Regions from separate parts of the Homo sapiens genome. Here region 2 is linked to region 1. Evidence: chromatin loops called from intact Hi-C (ENCODE). Cell type or tissue: mammary epithelial cell. All regions are shown on one strand. Links, peaks and the distances in the headings refer to the core of each region. The heading gives the core; the rest is flanking DNA.

The links. A loop is a pair of places that touch in the nucleus more often than their neighbours do. Peaks named below come from ENCODE experiments on the same cell type or tissue, not always from the same donor. Only the 100,000 strongest peaks of a DNase experiment are listed, where the experiment ranks them.
Region 2: it touches region 1 in a loop (2.5-fold over the local background); 9 of 110 quality-filtered maps call a loop at or near these places.

The regions. Positions count from the first base shown.
Region 1 is chr17:66,462,164-66,471,416 of GRCh38, reverse strand. The region is part of intron 2 of PRKCA (protein kinase C alpha); the gene reads right to left. Among named protein-coding and RNA genes, the nearest start is that of PRKCA-AS1, 50 kb to the right of the region's middle. RefSeq lists silencers at 4,112-4,406, 8,072-8,366. In mammary epithelial cell, for the core only: no CTCF peak of the experiment used is centred there; DNase peaks (open chromatin) are centred at 2,666 and 4,226; H3K27ac peaks cover 3,278 bases.
Region 2 is chr17:66,534,863-66,544,115 of GRCh38, reverse strand. All of the region lies in intron 3 of PRKCA (protein kinase C alpha), which reads right to left. Among named protein-coding and RNA genes, the nearest start is that of PRKCA-AS1, 120 kb to the right of the region's middle. RefSeq lists a silencer at 1,636-1,685. In mammary epithelial cell, for the core only: no CTCF peak of the experiment used is centred there; DNase peaks (open chromatin) are centred at 1,735, 2,035 and 3,835; H3K4me3 peaks cover 243 bases; H3K27ac peaks cover 2,793 bases.

The sequences.
Region 1 (9,253 bases), core at 340-8,339:
GATGAATAACCTGAGGGACTTCACAAGCTAATTAGCAGACAGACACAACGCACATCCAACAATGATAAATGCTCTCTTAGAAGTACAAGTTGTCAGTTGCAGTTAAAATCTATGGCATTGCCAGAGAACACAGTTCAAAGTATATTTGATATGCAAGAGTATCCAATCTTTCTTTGTGATGTATCACTTACTGAATGCCACCAACATAAAATAAACTTTGCTCTGATGAATGCTACTTATAGAACAAAATTGAGGAAATGCAATATTAGGTCATCAAATGCTAAATTAATCTGAAGTTTCAGGAATGAGAGAATATGTCCTAAATGAAGCTAAAGCTCTTGTATGTATTCTCATGCAACTTGCAGAGCACTTTGTAGAAGTACAATTAAAAAAAAAACTAAACTAAAAAAAAAAAAAAGTTCCCAAATACAGGCCAAAAATAAGGAAAGGCTAAGAAAAGGGCATATTTCTTTTCTCACTTGAGATATAACCTAGAGGGCTTTCTAATTATACACACTCTTAGTTGGAGATGCTAGTTGTCGTCTAATCAGCCTACAAGGGCGGAAGCCGATTTGAAGATCACTTTTCAAGTTTTAATTCACTCTGTTTCCTCTTTGACTCAAGTGGTTAAACATTTGTTTCAGAGTTGCATCTCATTGCCTCTGCTCGTCCCCCTAATAATTAAATCCTAGAATGTCAAGTCCTTCAAGACCCTTTCAAAAGGGCAATTCTTGGTATTGAAACGAAGGGCTGACTGTGCCCTTTAAGTCTGAACTGCATTGACACGTGGGGAATTACCATATCTGCACAGATCAGGTCCCTAAAGCCAGGCCGGGCCAGGTAGCTCTAAGTGCCCTTCAGTCTCTGCCCTGTAAAAAATGCAAACTGGGGCCGGGCGCGGTGACTCAAGCCTGTAATCCCAGCACTTTGGGAGGCCGAGGCGGGTGGATCACCTGAGGTCAGGAGTTCGAGACCAGCCTGGCCAACATGGTGAAACCCCGTTTCTACTAAAAATACAAAAATAGACGGGCATGGTGGCGGGGGGTGCCTGTAATCCCAGCTACGTGAGAGGCTGAGGCAGGAGAATCGCTTGAACCAGGTTGGCGGGGGTGGGGGTTGGGGAGGGGGGGTGGCAGAGGTTACAGTGAACCGAGATTGTGCCACTTGACTCCAGCCTGGGCCAAAGAGCAAAACTCTGTCTTTTAAAAAAAAAAAAAAAAAAAAAAGCAAACTGGTTCAGGTCCATTAAGCATCAGCTCTGAAATATGTCAGGGGAATCTCCTTCATGTGACCCTGAGGTTTCATTTCTGTGGCCTCTTCCTGGGACATGCAGCCAAGTCATGTTGTTATTTTCCCACTAAAAAAAAAAGTAGTGAATGTACACAGCATGCCACAACGGACACATATTGGGGGTAATTACCCCTTGGAAGGGTTAACTTTCTAAATCATCTCTGACCTTCCTAATAAAACGCTAACCCAACTGTTTCCTTCGCAGTGCTCTAAGTTTGTGGATACTCACTGGATCCTAGAGGTTTATGTTTCCTCTAAGACTCTGGCCATTGGCCCTGGGTACTTCTGATTTACTTCCAAAGTTTCTCTCCTAAAAAAAACATAAATACCCCCACTTAGGGGCTGGGAGACTTAACCCAATTGATTGTGTTCGCACTTCAGAAAAAAACAACTCAAAGCTTAAGTATTTGCAGACAGCTTTTTGTCCTACTTGCAAATGTTTCCTCAATAATACAAGTGACAGAATTAGGCAATGTGCTAGGGAGGAAGATAATTTAATGTAAAATGTCCTTTACAAGGTATCACATGCTAGTAAATCCCAATCTACAAAATTAATTATAAACCCACAAAAATTACATAGAATAGTAATGAATTGCTCAGATACCTAGAAAGATGGACTTTCTTTTTTAAATTAAGACCATTTTCACCAAAGTGCTATATTGTGGTTGTCACGTGATTGACGGGTGTTTGTTTTCAATATTATTTATTTCTATCTTATTTCCCCCAATGAGCATATGTCACTAAAAGTTTTGTTTTGTTTTGTTTTTAAGAAACACAGCACCCCTCATATTTACTCCTACACTAAACAAATAATCACTCAGGCTACAGAGCAGCAAAAAAGAATGGCAGGAATGTGTTCCAAGCAAGCCTTTGCAAAATGATAGCAGGGCACCTTTCTCTTTAGCAGATTTGTGGATCACAACTAAATGACAGCTCTGGCTGGGGGTAGAGGAGGGTGCCCCAGTGTTCTCGAGATGGTGAACGACTGGAATGTGGACAGAAAGAGGAAGGAAACTGTGGCCATGGAGCCTCGTTTGCATTTCGAGGGAATAAGGCATCTGTAGGGGAAGGGGAACTAAGTGGAGCCCGGCAGAGACTTTAAATGCCATTCTCAGAGTCCATGGCCTTCTTGGCTCTGACTAGAAAGTCTACAGTTGAAAGTGGTGGCCCAGAAGGGAACTGGGCTGAGCTACTTCCCTTCAACATTTCTGCTGGGAAGACAGCATTCAAAGCAGAACCTTCAGGGGAAATAGAGAGGATTGCAAAATAGAGAGGAATGATGGGTAATTTCTGGAGGTGAGAGGAAGTGGTGAATGGGAATCTGGGTTTCTCCTGCATGCCAGCCACAACTTCTGTTTCTCTTCAGTTTCATTCATGTTAGCTCTCGCCCCTCCCACTTTCCCACCCTCCACCCTCCTTCAGAAGTCCTTTACCTGTGCGCTCTTGCCCTAATGCTGCCATAGTTAGCTGGTTTCAGACCACACCTTCCATTTAGAGACCTCAGACAACCCTGGGCATTTACTCCAGGTCAGCTTCCTATTGAAAAGCATACAAATATGTTGGGAACAAGAGGCAAAAACAGAAGGGTGCCCATGTTTCTCAGCCAGATAGGATCTGTCAGTTATAATAGGGTTGGACCTTAGGAAAAACATGAATTATGACTTGCCAGGAAAAAAAATGCATGTGCAGGAACAAGTCAGTCAGCTGACTACAAACTGCTGCACCAAGATAGCAAATGTGTGCCTCCCACAGCCAGCGACCCAGTCAGCCCACACAAATGAGGACAGAGTCCTCAGTGACAGAGACACCCTGTGATGTTGCTGCAAGAGTGTGCATCTTGATTCAGACAAGTTCATTTCAAAAAATATTTTTCACCTGTATATCTTTTTAAATAGGTAAATACACAGCACAGACCCAGATAAAGGAAAAAGTCATTCTGTAGTTTTCATTTCTTTAAGCCAAAATGTCGAATGGAAAATATGTGCTTTTTGACAAATGTAGCTTTATCATTTCAGAGACATCGTATCTTCACTTTGTATTTTAGTTGCATAGAAGAAATAAAGAAGCATCAAAATGATACCCCACTGCTCCTGGAAACAGCTAATGAGGAGTTCCTAAACTAAGAGTCATTTCTGTCAAACACGAGGAAAGTGGAACTATCAGCAAGGAAAGATAACTTGTTAGTCATATAAATGCTCCTGGGAGCCATGAAAAGTTTTCTGTTGTTTTTTTTTTTAATTTTTTGTTTTTGTTTTTTAAGTACAACCAAGGCCAGACGCAGTGGCTCATACCTGTAATCCTAGCACTTTGGAAGGCCAAGGCGTGGGGATCGCTTGAGCCCAGAAGTTCAAGACAAGCCTGAGCAACATAGTGAGACCCCATCTCCACAAAAAATTAAAAAATTAGCTAGGCATACTAGCATGCACCTGTGGTCCCAGCTACTCAGGAGGTTGAAGCAGGAGGATCGCTTGAGCCCAGGAGTTTGAGGCTGTGGTGAGCCAAGATGGTGCCACTGCACTCCAGCCTGGGTGACACAGTGAGACTGTCAAAAACAAACAAAAATGTACAAACAAAATTTCATTCTAATTTTTAAAAGCACTAGAGCAGGTACTATTGGTGATAGGGCTGTTTTTCTGCAAAAAAAAATGTGTTTGCCCAGCTAAACAAGCATTTTGTTCACAATGAAAACTAAGCTATTATTTAGTCAAAAGCCATCATTTACAGATGAGGAAACTGAGGCAGTTTACCTTAAATCAGCCAGTTATAGCACATTATGTATAGTAACTGCTGAGGTTAGCTACACGACATCTGGCTACATAGCATGAAATGAGAGTACAGCTGACATCACTCCGTTCATACACTTTGGAATTCCTGAGATTTAACCACTCATGGTATTGGAATGTACCATGCCATGGCCTAAATGAGAGCCTGTAAGCCACGATACAAACCAAAAGATCTTTGCACACCACCTCCTGCGCATGAGGCAACATGCACAGTCATCCCTCTCTAAGATGCTCAGAGGAAGAGGAAAATAATGTGTTGAACAACAGCCATCTCTGTCGTGTGTGTTTGCAGGGCAACGAAGCCATCAGCAAACATCTTTTCATAGTAGGTTCAGTTTGAATATGAGCATCATTTTGCTTTCATTTTCAAATTTTCTTGCTACAAGGAAAAGTGAATCATTCCATAGTTTCAAATGCCAGTCACAAATTTAAACTGAGGGCATGAGTAATTTAAGTCTTTTTTTTTTTTAAATGAAGGAAGAGGTCACAAGTCAAACATCCACGTGGACTTCCCTTCTTTGACCCCAGCGTGAAGGAATTCGCAGGTTAAAGGCTTTTACTGCTAATCTTAGCACCACTGTTATTCCCACTTCTCTTTAGAAATAAAGTCAATTTTATTAAAAGCTGAAGTTTCAAGTTTTTGTGCATTACACCAAAAATTTAATAAAGAAAAGAACGATGTTTAGATTTTATGTGGAATACTTATCAATTCTTAACAGCACAGACTCCATCTTTGATTATTTTTAAATGTTCAGTGTGGCCAAATTATGTTAAATGGTATTTTGCCAAGAAGTTTCTTCCATTTTGAGGTAAGGAGAAGAAAACGTGGAGGAAGAGAAAGTCACTTGTTGCTCAGTGGGAACCACTTTGCAGAATAATTCTGACCCCCATCTCAGCTCCACAAGCAAGTTCCCAGAAAGGGCTTCCCAAGGCCCGTGGCTTGTGAGCAGTGCAGGTGGCCTCAAACGCAGGGCTCCCTGGGTCTGGCTTCAAACTCTTCCAGCTGGGACACCTGGGACCAAGCTCTACTTCCCCCAGCTCAGTTCCCATTAGATGCTTCCTCCACCCACACACAAATTCTTTCCACACGTGCAGTTCATGTTCCAAAATTTCATTCACCGACTACAGAAAAAAGGTACAGGCGTCTAGAGTGAGGAGATCCAGACCCATCCTCGTGCTTCGACATATTTCAGTGACTTCTTAAAATTCTCAGTATTGGGCTCTGCACACAGCAGCTATGTAACAAAACAGCTGCTGGTGCACTTGGATGTAAAATGCTTCTCTGTTTCTTCTCAATATAATGGAACTAAGAATGATTTCCTATGTCAGAGAACTATATAGCCCTACAGAAGAACAGCTTTTGACTTATTGCTGAGATTACATTAGGCTATACAAACTGAGTTATCCATGTGAAGAAACTCCTTTAAAAAAAAAAGTCAAATCTTACACAATAAGAAAGAAAGTACATGCAAATAAACAACTCCAAAAAGCATTTAAAATGTTACTGGCCTCAATAAATTTCCTTGCTTGGGTGGAAAGAGGTTGTGGAATGGGGATGGTTGTCTCTTCGAATTAAAGCTACCTTTGTTCATAATACCAACTTTTCTCTCTATGCAGATCTACTGTTAGAATTAAAACATATCAGGCCAGGCACAGTGGCTCCCCTCTGTAATCTCAACACTTTTGAGGGGCCAAGGTGGGAGGACTGCTCAAGCTCAGGAGTGTGAGACCAGCTTGGACAACACAGCAAGACTTCATCTCTACTTAAAAAAAAAAAAAAATTAACTAGCCAGGCATGGTGGCACATGCCTTTAGTCCCAGCTACTCAGGAGACTGAGGTGGGAGGATCTCTTGAGCCCAGGAGTTTGAGGCTGCTGTGAACCATGATCACACCACTGCACTCCAGTCTGGGCAAGAGAGTAAGACCTATCTCAAAAATTAAAAAAAATTAAAAAATAATTATAACATATCAGTTGACAAATTCCTTCCAGATATACCATTATGATAAGTCAAATTTAAGAATTACCCGATGCTATCAGTTTCTTAGGGAAGTCTTGAAACAAAATTCCCTTTCCCACAAAACAAATCTCGTTTACAAAACAGCTCATAGGACTAAAGTTCTGGATAGACATAAAAGATAAATTAAAGGATTAGTCCTTCCTATTCTGCAAATGTTAAGTTGTGGTTATTAAGGCTATGGGGGTTGGCCTAGTCAAAGAGTTTCCTAGTCATTCATTTATTTACTTAAGTTATTGCTTATGTCACTGGTAAAGAAACAAACTATGTTTCTACCAAGAAACAAAAACCACCAATCCCTTTGTATTTAATTAAAAAAACCAAAACACAAAATTGTAAAACTCTACAAAATAACAAAGGAGAAAGATCTAGATGACCTTGGGTTTGGCAATAACGTTTTAGATACAATACCAAAGGCCAAAGGAGCAATCCATGAAAAAATAATTGGTAAGCTGGATTTCATTATAATTAAAAACTTCTGCTCTGCAAAAGACACTGTCAAAAGAATCAGAAGATATTATAGGCTGGGAGAAAATATTGCAAAAAATAAATCTGATAAAGAAGTATTATACAAAATATACAAATAACTCTTAAAATTCAGCAATAGGAAAACAAACAGCCCAATTAAAAATGGGCACAAGACCAGATATCTCACCAAAGAAGATGTACAGATGGCAAATATGCATGTGAAAAGATGCTCAATATAATATGTCATTAGGGATCTGCAAATTAAAGCAATGAGATACCACTACACACCTATTAGAATGGCCAAAATCCAAAACACTGACAACACCAAACGCTGACAAGGATGTGGACCAATGAGATCTCTCATTCATTGCTGGAGGGCAAGCAAAATGGTACAGCCACTTTGGAAGACAGTTTGGCAGTTTCTTAAAAAACTAAACATATTCTTTCCATTTTACCCCACAATTGCAGTGGGTCATATATTTACCCAAATGAGTTTAAAATGTATGAAAACCTGCACACGGATGTTTATGGCAGCCTTCTTCATAATTGCCCCAAACTTGAAAGCAACCCAGACGCCCTTCAGTAGGTGAATGGATAAACTGCGGTGCATCCAGATGATAGAATCTTATTTAGCACTAAACAGAAATGAGCCATCCAGCCACGAAAAGACATAGAAAAAACATAAATGCATATTGCTAAGTGTAAGAAGCCAATCTGAAAAGGTTACATGCTGCAGGATTCCAAATACATGACATCCTGAAAAAGGCAAAACCATGGAGACAATAGAAGGATCAATGGATGCTAAGGGTTGGAAGAAAAAGGGATCTTCTATTGGTGGAGCATAGAAGATCTTTAGGGCAGTGAAAATATACCTTGCATGATACTAGAATAGTAGCTGTATATGATGATACATTTGTCACAACTCACAGAAGATACACCAAGAATGAACTCTTCCATAAACTGTGGACTTTGGGTGATAATAATGTCAATGCAGCTTAATCAACTGCAATGAATGGACCACTCTGGTGAGGGATGATGACAGTGGGGATGCTGTGCAGGCACAGAGAAATGAGGTACATGGGAAATCTCTGTATCTTCTGCTCAGTTTTGCTGGGAACCTAAAACTGCTCTAAAAAATAAATTAAAAAAACAAAACAAACAAACTAGCTGGGCACAGTGGCTCATGCCTGCAATCCCAGCACTTTGGGAGGCCAAGGCAGGCAGATCATGAGGTCAGGAGATCGAGACCAACCTGGCTAACATGGTGAAACCCCATCTCTACTAAAAATACAAAAAATTAGCTGGGCATGGTGGCACATGCCTGTAATCTCAGCTACTTGGGAGGCTGAGGCAGGAGAATCGCTTGAGCTTGGGAGGCGGAGGTTGCAGTGAGCCGAGATCATGCCACTGCACTCCAGCTTGGGCGACAGAGCAAAACTTCGTCTCAAAAAAATAAAAAAATTTAAAAAAAAAAAAACACAGAATCAAGGCTAAGAATTTCACCATACAAAATCAAATTCCTGGGTAGCTGCAAGTTTGCTCAGTTAACTCGTGTAGTTCAAGTGACTTAACTCACATAGTTCAAGTGACTCAGCTAGTCACTAGATCTTTTCTTACGGTTTCAGAGAAAAGTCAGCAAAAACTGCACATTATACAGGGCGACAGGCATGGCAGCAGTTTCTGGTGCACATGTTGCCTGTCTCCCGGTGACAGAAGATAACAGAGGACTAAGAGCGCACATATACCTCAAGAGCCCTAAGGCTGCCACAGGAGAGTAAACAACTCCACCCAGCACTGCTCCAGGCCGGGTAAGCCAACCTCTCTGGAGTCTGCAGGCTTACAATTGATTCTGGGGAAATAATTTATTATGATTGCCAGTCAGTGACTCATAAATGTGTGTGTGTGTGTGTGTGTGTGTGTGTGTGTGTGTGTGTTTGCATGTGTGCACGTGCATGTGTGTGCATGTCTTTGTAATTCTTCTTCCACATCCTTCAATTATTTTCTAAGCACCAACAGTAAACTTCTGGGCTACTTTTAATAAGAGATTCTTATTCTCTGCAGGAGGACATTTCATTCCTCTTAGCTATGACATATTCAACATTTTTATAGAAAGCAAAAACCATAGGTGGGAGGTAGGGGTGTTCGTGTTTTTGTAAATTGCCTCTAAAGAAGCTGCCACCATTGGTGGGGAAGACCTATATCATGGCTTACAAAAAAGTATCCTAAAATGGACATAAGCACTATTCATGTGCTTCAGTAGATTAAAAAAGATGGTTGGTGTCTTTTATCTATTTTGAGAAAGAAACAAATTTATACAATGAAAACGTTCACAGAAACTAGATGTAAGGTTGTAAAAATAAATAAGTACCTTGCTTTCTTATACAATAAGACATTCAAGTATTAGAAAAATGGAACTGCTACATGGGAAGTAATTATTATGTTAAGGCAAACTTTAGCTATTAGATGCCTTTTTTCTTCTCTCATTAAGCACAACCATCAACTTTTCATGAGCGGGCCCACTGGCTGCTGTCTGGAATGAAGAATCCTATGTTGCTTTCCAGCCTCACATTTCCCCTTTGTGTACTACAAAATAGGAGCTGTTTCATTAGAAACATAAAACAATGAGGAAGAAGCTGTTATTGACAAACTGGGTTTGGCCTTGTGCACTGATCTCAGAAACCGCAGAGCACCAGCCA
Region 2 (9,253 bases), core at 723-8,722, 72 kb before region 1:
CACCACCCCAGTAGCAGGGACTACAGGTGTGCACCACCACACGTGGCTAATTTTTGTATTTTTTTTAGTACAGTCAGGGTTTCACCAAGTCGGCCAGGCTGGTCTCGAACTCCTGACCTCAAGTGATCTGCCTGCCTTGGCCTCCCAAAGTGCTGGGATTACAGGCGTGAGCCACAGCACCCAGCCTAGCAATCTTGTTTCTGTACAATTATGGGGCCTGCTGAAGTTCAGTCCTGCTCTCACTGAGTCTACTGTTTTACCATCCTCCCATTTTCTGCTTCTGACATTTGACACCAGAAAGCCAGCAAACCAGGCTTGTTCCAGAACTTTGGGGTGTAGCCTTTTCTATGGTGTAGGGTACATGGACTTCATGATGCCTCTTGGGATTGCTAAGTGTCTAACAATGTTCAATTCTGTCTTCACCACAGCACTATGTTGCTTCGTATTTCTGCATTATAAAATCTGCCTGATAAATAATCCGCTTGTTCCTCTCATATGCTGACAGATTTCTGCATGGTCAATGGAGCTTAGAGTATATAAAATACAAGTCTGGGAGAGTTTCCTTATAGTTCAAATATATAAATTTAATGTTCAAAAGAATGTAATTGTTTCAAGCAACATACTAGTAGACAAGCTGGAACTCACTGATTTCATTTCATTAGTCTCAAATAACAAAGGGTACTTCATAGCATCAAAAGCCAGACCTCACAATAACTTATGTTTTAGTATCTTACAGTATCTCATTATATAAATAATAAAATGACTAGGGTTTTGGTGAGAAGGAAGAGAGAAGAGCCACATGGTATTCAAAGAATGCCAGGAAACCACAAATACTGCATTCTTTTGAACATTAAATATACTTGAACTATAATGGAAACTCTCCCAGACTTACATTTTATATAAATACACTAAGCTCCATTCACTGTGAAGAAAACTGTCGTCATACGGAAGAAAATAAGTTGATTATTTATCAGGCAAAATTTATAACACAAAGTGCTAAATCAGGCACATTGCATTAAACATTATACTGACTATAAACAAGGATAGAAATTACGGAAGTGCATAGCTTTGGAAATTGAGTGAAAATAACAGCATAATTCAACTTTAATTGGATGCCTATAGATGAAACAATAATTGACTCTTAACTGTAACTCCAAGATATTTTATGACTATAACATTTTCTAAGTAATCTACTTGAAAAATACCTCATTGACTCATCAAATCCTATCTTTAAAATGTTACCCTCGTTCCAAGAAAATCACATGCATACACTAGAATGAAATGACTTGTCAAATATAATTTGAATCCAGTAAAACAAAAAAAGCATTAATCTGTACTTTCTCATTAATAGCAAGATAATTTTCCAAGTGAAACACACACAATACAATACACATTTGTTGAGACTCCCCAATGGCTCCCACTTGTCTTTCCAACCTTCATATCCTTCCACAGGCCTTTGCAGAGGAATCCCTTCCGACTATCAGTCTCTGAAGAATTCTCACACTTCCTGACACCACACCTCTACTCAGGGTGCTCTGCCCTCCCTACTTGGGACTATTGTGTCTCCTCACCCAAGTCTTATTGGAACATCTTTCCAGGTCCTTCATAACTGCTCTATTTCCCAAGAAGCCTTCTTGGGGCAGAAATAATCCCTCCTTGCTCTCACCCCCATGGTACTCAGCACCTGGTACTCTCATGTGCGACTTCTATGCTCTGGGTTTTCTCACAGCACACATGGCTTACTAACTGCCTATCTCCCAACCACACACAGGAAGCTCTTAAGGCCAAGTAGCACCACTGTATGTCCACAGAAACTAGCACAAAGACTGTGCACATACAAATTAATTGCAAACCACATCGTGAAAATCCTAAGCATAAAGAAAGAAAAAGGTCATATTTTAATCACCATCTAATACAGAACAGTTTCTTAAGGCCTCTCTGTAATAATTTTAAAGTTAAGGGGAAAATGCTTGGCTCAGTCCACTCCGTATAAACTCCTTAAACATTAACTAGTAATTTTAAAAGCATGAAATGACTTTCTCCCCTGGGGCTTTATATAGAACCATAATAACCGCAACACGAGCTTCAGGACTCTGCAATTGCCTGATACTAAAGTCCCACTGTGAGATTCCACGTGGTGGCTTGTTATCAGCCTTACATAGAACAAATGTGGTCAGCCAAAAATTTACTGTGGGGCTCAAAAACATTTTAGGGGCTCATACAAGCTTAGGGCCTTGACATTTAAGTGATAACTGAGAGGCATGCACTGATAGAAAATCCTCAGAGACTCAGAAGAGTTTTAAACAATGCAGTTGTACATTTTTATAGGGCACATGTTCTGAAACCTCAAAAATAGATATGTAAATGTCATCTGAAGCTGTGTCATTTTTACTTAATTTTTGGCATAACCTGTCGCCTCAAAAAGTCTTTGTGGCTTGTGTATGGCAGGCAAACGGTGTCAGATGCACTTCCAAAGTGCCATGAGGCGTGGACTGGACGTCAGCTCTGCTTTGCACGTGCAATTCCTGCCTGCAGAACTGCAGCTAGCATCTGCTGCCTCTGGCATCTGCTGCCTCTGGATGAGCCTCTATTTGGAAAGTGGGAATTATTTTTTCTTCCACATCCAAGACCAGCAGAGTAGCTTTCAATCCCAGTCAACTGCTCTTTGCCGCAGAAATCAATATAAGCAACAGAGGAAAAAAACAATAAAGGGGCTAAGCCTCCAAAATCTTGCATTTTCCCTTGGCTCGGGCAAAGGTCCCCTCATTTCTTTCAAGAACACCAGAGGCAAGAGTTTGAGGTGGGGGCCGCAGGAGCACGTACCACAAGACCTTCTTACTGAGCCACAATCTGCAGCTAACTCTTGGTCAATCTGTGCAGTGGAGAAGCGGCACACAACATATCAAAATCTAGTTAAAAAATAAAACAAAACCCCTCATGGTCACATCTTTGTTCAAACTATCTTACTAGAGCTCGTGCTTCCAAAGAATCAGATAGACTCATTTGAGAGTCTACTCTAAATCTTGCCCTCCCCTGTAGCTGGAATGGTCCCTAAACAGCTCTGAGATGGCCAGAGAATACCAGTGGAAACAGCTAGTAACAGCCACTTCCTACCTCTGTAGGGTTCTACCAAATACTTGCACATACCTTGTCTTATTTGGTCATTTTCCACAGTGTGGGATACCATAGGTGTGACCATTTTCTCAGCTGAGAAAAGGGAGGCTCAGGGAGTGCACAGAGAAATATACAACGGAATAGGTCCAGGAAGTGCCAGATCTCGAGGTCAAACCATGATACTAATAATTACCCTCGACTGCCTCTGTTGTAAGCCACCATATTCAATCTTTTGATAGACAGAGAAATGGGAGACTCAAACAAGTGACAGAGACAGAACCGGGGGTTTCACACAAGGTCTCACAGAGCCTACAGCCTGAATTCCGTCTCAGCCTAGGAACCCTCTGCAAAATCCAGATGTTTTGCCTTCAGGCCCAGCTGGCCTTCGACCACAGAGCACTCACAAAGTGCAGCAGGGCCCCGCTGGGAGGCCCCACTCCACTCCGAGTGCTGCTTCTAACTGCAGCCCCCGCACGGCAGCCCGCCACCCAACTGACTGCTCTGGGCTATTTATGAGATGGTCCCTGCTCTCGGGAGACGTCCCTCTTTGGATTATTCATCCTCTCCTCACCCCCAAAGCAGCAAAACCAGCACACGCCGTCCCCCCAGCGTCAAGCCCCACTCCAGGGTTTGCAGGCAGCTGCCTCCCTCTCCGCCCCCTCTTTTAGAGACAGTCAGGGCTCCAGACTCTCCGCTGGGCTCTGTGCTGAATGTTACCCTTTGTCTCAGAACCCTGGGCTGGCTCTGACGGCTGGAAAGCCTGAACAACAATGATGAATCAGAGTATTTATTTTTGAGGTTTTCTCCAAGCTGCCTCTTCATCAGCTCTGAAATAGCAGCATTCAAGCTGCCACAGACACTTCCCGAAGTTTGCTGGCCTAGGGTTCCCAATGGGGAAAACATCACCTCCCTGGCAACAAACACAACAGCCTCCTAACACCCCTTCTGCAGGAGAGGCACCAACTGCATCTCTCCAAAAGACGGGTGGCCTACATGTTTAAATTGATTTTCGAAATTATTTTCAAATCCCTCGGGTTGCGTGAGCAAGGGTGGATTTCTATTTCTAAGTGTGGTGACCTTTTCTAAAACTGTTTTATGCTTTTCACTCTTCTGTGATTGGTGCCACCTAGGACTGCACACTGCATTCATTTGGTGTGTCTGAGTGAGCTGTTTAATCCAGAACAAGGAAACTCATCCCTTCAAATCTGAATTAAAGAAGCATCTCTCTGGGTACGATGAGGTTTTCTGATGTAAAACTCTCATCTAAAAGTTAGCCATTCTTATTAAGATTGAAACCTTAGGCCGGGCGCGGTGCTTACGCCTGTAATCCCAGAACTTTGGGAGGCCAAGGCGGGCAGATCACAAATCAGGTGATCGAGACTATCCTGGCTAACACAGTGAAACCCCATCTCTACTAAAAATAAAAAAAAATTAGCTGGATGTGGTGGCGGGCGCCTGTAGTCCCAGCTACTCAGGAGGCTGAGGCAGGAGAATGGCGTGAACCTGAGAGGCGGAGCTTGCAGTGAGCCGAGATCACGCCACTGCAATCCAGCCTGGAGGACAGAGCAAGACTCCATCTCAAAAAAAAAAAAAAGATTTCAAAGCTTAAATTAAATGAATTTAATGAAATAACTAGCCTTGCAAAAGGGAAACGTAAGAATAACTCACAAATTAGAAAAGTATTGTTTCTTGCTGTGCTGCTTGATGGCTTGTCACAGCAGAACAATATCCTCCACCCAAAGCGTTTATTTACACACATACACTCAGCCTGACGTTTAAGAGTGCAAAGGAGTTTTTAAAAAAGGCAGCTGGGGAAAAAACAAGAGTGAAAATCTGAGGACACCACACAGAAATACAATGATGTCTACACATGAAACTCAGTCTCCAATAAAAAATGTTTTAGTACATTTGCCTGTGAACAGATGAGCTTTGGTAAGTGTTGAGATCAGAAGGGAGTGGACTGTTCTTTTCATCACAGTTCCGAAGATAAAAGGAGAAGTACAGACTGCTGATAAAAGTCTGGCAGCATAACTGTTAATATGCCTATGCCTTCGATGAGGGCCTCAGATACCGGGGCTCAGGAGACAGCATGTGGTCAGCAGAAATGGCGATGCTGTTCTCCCTGGGATGGCCCTCCTGGGTCCTCTGGGCACATTACACTGTCAGGTAGTTTGCTAACTGGAATGCTTTCTGGCTAAGAGCAGAATTCTGTTTTGCTACGGTACTCATTCCAACCTATGAAGGTTATCCTCAAATCCCAAATGCCACTAATGCCCATCACTGGAACTGGACAGTACTGCCCACAAGGGATGAGAATAAAAACAGCTGCCATTTACTAACTGCTGGAGATCCCACCAGATGCTTCAGGTCTACTCATTACTTAATTCTCACACAGCCACCCCACTCAACCAAATAAGCTTGAGGTTTTCTCCAAGCTGCCTCTTTATCAACTCTTAAATAGCAGCATTCAAGCTGCCACAGACACTTCTCGAAGTTTGCTGGCCTAGGGTTCCCAATGGGGAAAACATCACCTCCCTGGTGACAAACGCAACAGCCTCCTAACACCCCTTCTGCAGGAGAGGCACCAAGTGCATCTCTCCAACGCAGATGAGTGAGGATGAATAAGCCAAAGAGGGATGTCTCCCGAGAGCAGAGACTGTCTCATAAATAGCCCAGAGCAGTCAGTTGGGTGGCAGGTTGCTAGTCTCCCATTTTGCAGAAGAGGAAACTAAGGTTCAGAGTGGTTAAGTAACTCTGAAAGAGGCACAGCTTTAAGTGACAGAGTTGGAGTTTCAAAGCCACATTCTTTACCCTGTGACACATCTCCAGAAGGGATCAGCTCTGGGCCCTCACTACTTCCAAAATAAAGTCTTCAGTAACATCAAGAAAAAGAAAAGGAGTCAGGCGTGGTGGTGGCTCACGCCTGTAATTCTAGCAGTTTGGGAGGCAGAGGCGGGCAGATTGCCTGAGCTCAGGAGACCAGCTTAGGCAACATGGTAAAACCCTGTCTCTACTAAAAATACAAAAAATTAGCTGGGCATGGTGGCGTGAACCTGTAATCCCAGCCACTCGGGAAGCTGAGGCACGAGAACCCCTTAAACCCAGGAGGTGGAGATTGCAGTGAGCCGAGATCATGCCAATGCACTCCAGCCTGGGTGACAGAGCAAGACTCCATCTCCCAAATAAACAAACCAGTAAAAGAAAAGGCACCATGCAAAGGCTCCTGGATACAAAGCAATCTCTTACTCAAAAGAAATATAAAACGTCTAGGAGCTTCAGAAATGGGGAAGTGGAAAATACTTCTATTTTGTTCAGGGAAACGTTGGTATTTTTCTACTGCAAAGATGAGATGGGAAGATGACAAGTCTTAAACATATGCTAAAGAAAGTTCCATCAGATTTGTGTCTCATGACTTTTCTTATGACATGCTCTGAAGACCACACGGCATTCGGATGACAGAGAAAGCTGTCTATACAAAATCTTCCCAAGAATGTTAATATTTAAATGTTGCCCCACATATGGAACCTGAAGAATCCCAACTACAGTTTCAATCAAATCACAAAGAACACTTGGCGTTTAACAATGCAGTTGTGATTCTTAACACTACCTCCTAATATCCTTAGATCCTTAGAGCAACAGACTCATAAGGTTAGAGTTCATTTCAAAATTTTGTACTTTCTCAATCATACTTACCTGCAAGCTTCCACTTGACATCTGTGGCCCCAAATAATTCTCACCATAAATTATGGTAATAATTTACTTTGGTGGACCTGGCTTTGGTGAATTACAGACCTCAAAAAGAACAAAAGGACTGAAATACCGTGGTTTTCCTCCCCACCTCTGATTTTGGGTAGGCAAGAGTCCTCAATTCCTGGACGCATGCTAAATTACTACAAATAAAAACAGCTTCAGGAGCACAGTCGGGGCTTCCCTGAGAGTAAAATTCACAAGGAAGAACTAGAGCCCAGAGAGTGAATTACTGAAATAGAGGTTCTAATAACTGGGGTGATCTACACAAAGAATGCCCAGCTGTATGCACTGGATATGGTGGAGAGGATTTTACAGGTCAGCTCTGTAAGACCAAGCCCCCATCGTTCACCTCTATCTATCAAGCACTCATCTCAGGGACTGGACCCACATGGTGCTCAATCTGATGAGTACAGGAGGATAGAAGAAAGGACAGGTGGCTAAGTCTGTCCCAGGAATCCACAGGAATCTGTCACAGGATCCACTGCAGAAAACTGCAATTCCCACGGGAGAAGAGCAGTTGGAGCCTGTCTCGTTAGCTCTCCTTACTAAAAACAATGGTAATAAAAGTGATAACCACCATCATTGATAGCTTCTACTGCTGCCATTGGTGATGATGACATCAACAGCAGCATCCCCCCTTCTGCAGCTCAGAGGGGTTAAGCAAGAAGCCCAAGGTTACATGGCCAGTAAGGGAAGAAGCCAAGATTCAACCCTGGTCTTCCGGCTCCGAAGTTAACTACATTTATGCTATTCTAATATTTCAGATATTTTAATCTGCATTATCCTTCTTTTCCCAGACTGCATAATCTATGCTGTAACCTCACTAAAGCCTTTCCATGTGGGTTTTATTTTTCTAATCTTGTGTGTTTTCTGTGGCTTTTCTCTGAATGATTGATCAGTGGAGGATCTATCCCCAAGTCAGACATCTGCATTCAGATGGTCTGAACCGGACAGAGTAAAGTTCAGGGAAGTTCTGGAAAGTTCTGAACTTACACCAGGAAAGTTCTAGTCACACAGACAAATAACTCATATTTCTTACACAGCATTTTCCTATCAGGGCTTCTCAATGTCATTTGGGACTGTGATCAGAAATATGCTGAGAGGACTGCAAGAAATGTCAGAATTGGAGAGGCAGAGCATGTGCCAAAAAATAAAAATAAAAATAGAGCAATTAGTCCAAAACCAGGTAAGAAACAGAAATTATGAGTACATTAATATCAGAGGACAGAAGCCAATAGCTATCCAAAGTCAGGCAAATAATTAATAATCAGGAGAATAAGGAGGGGAAAGAAAGGAAATGCTGTCCATTCAGTATGTTCCAGGCATGATGCTGTTTTGATGTAAGTTTTCACTTTTATTTCAAAGGTAGGTATTTTAGTGAAAAGGAAACTGGAGGTCTGGCTTAGATGATACAACCCCACAGCTGTGGGGGCCCCTCATTAGAAGGAGGGGAATGGACTAGAAGAGTTTGTGGTCTCACAGTGCACTGATATCCTATAATTGTTTAAATCTTGTTGTGAGAACAGAGATAGTGACCAGGTAGTGAGGAGATCCCACTAGGATTCAGAAGGGAAGGACAGATCCAACAGGGAACTGACACCAGCTGCCAAGAAAAGGTCTCAGGCTCTGGTCGTCTGCAGAACCCCTCGAGAGCTGTGTTTTGTGCCCTTACTCTGGTGAGGGCCAACCCCAAGGAAGCTGGGCCAGCACAGAGCTGATGGGGACACCCACCCCATCAGTTAGAGGCCTGTTTGGCAGCAGGGGTGGGGGAATTTGGGTCCAAGATGGAGCAGGTTAAAGAAGCTGCACTGCACATTTGTGTTTTATTAACTATCCCACAAGACATCAATACATATCTTTTCTGCCATATGTTGGCTTGAGGTAAGAGCCCCTAACCTGATGGACACACAGATCAACAGATGGCCTATTTATACTCAAAAAGATCTTAAGGAAGCTTCATCCTTGGTGAGTTTTCCCATCTGGCAAAATATGAGATGTGCAAGAGGCAGTGTAGATGGGCAGTGAAGGGTGGTTAAAAGTGGGAATTCACAAATCACAACGCAGGTTCAAGTCCTGCCTACTGCTGAGTATGCCTTGGAGGAGTTACTCAACCTCTCTAAGCTGTTTCTTTAGCTACAAAGCAAAATGGTAACAGCGCAGTCTCAGAGAGTTTGGGGATAATTTGAGGAATAATTCACATGAAGTGCTGAGAACAGCACCTTATAGGTAACACACACAGGGTAAATGCTAACTACTATTATTACTTACGGTGGTGGCGGTGTAAGTAAATAATTGTAACAAAGCATTCTTTATACTCTAATCCCATTGAAATGGAAATATATTCCAATCAGAAATCTCCGGATTAATAAAAGCAGCATATGACACTAGA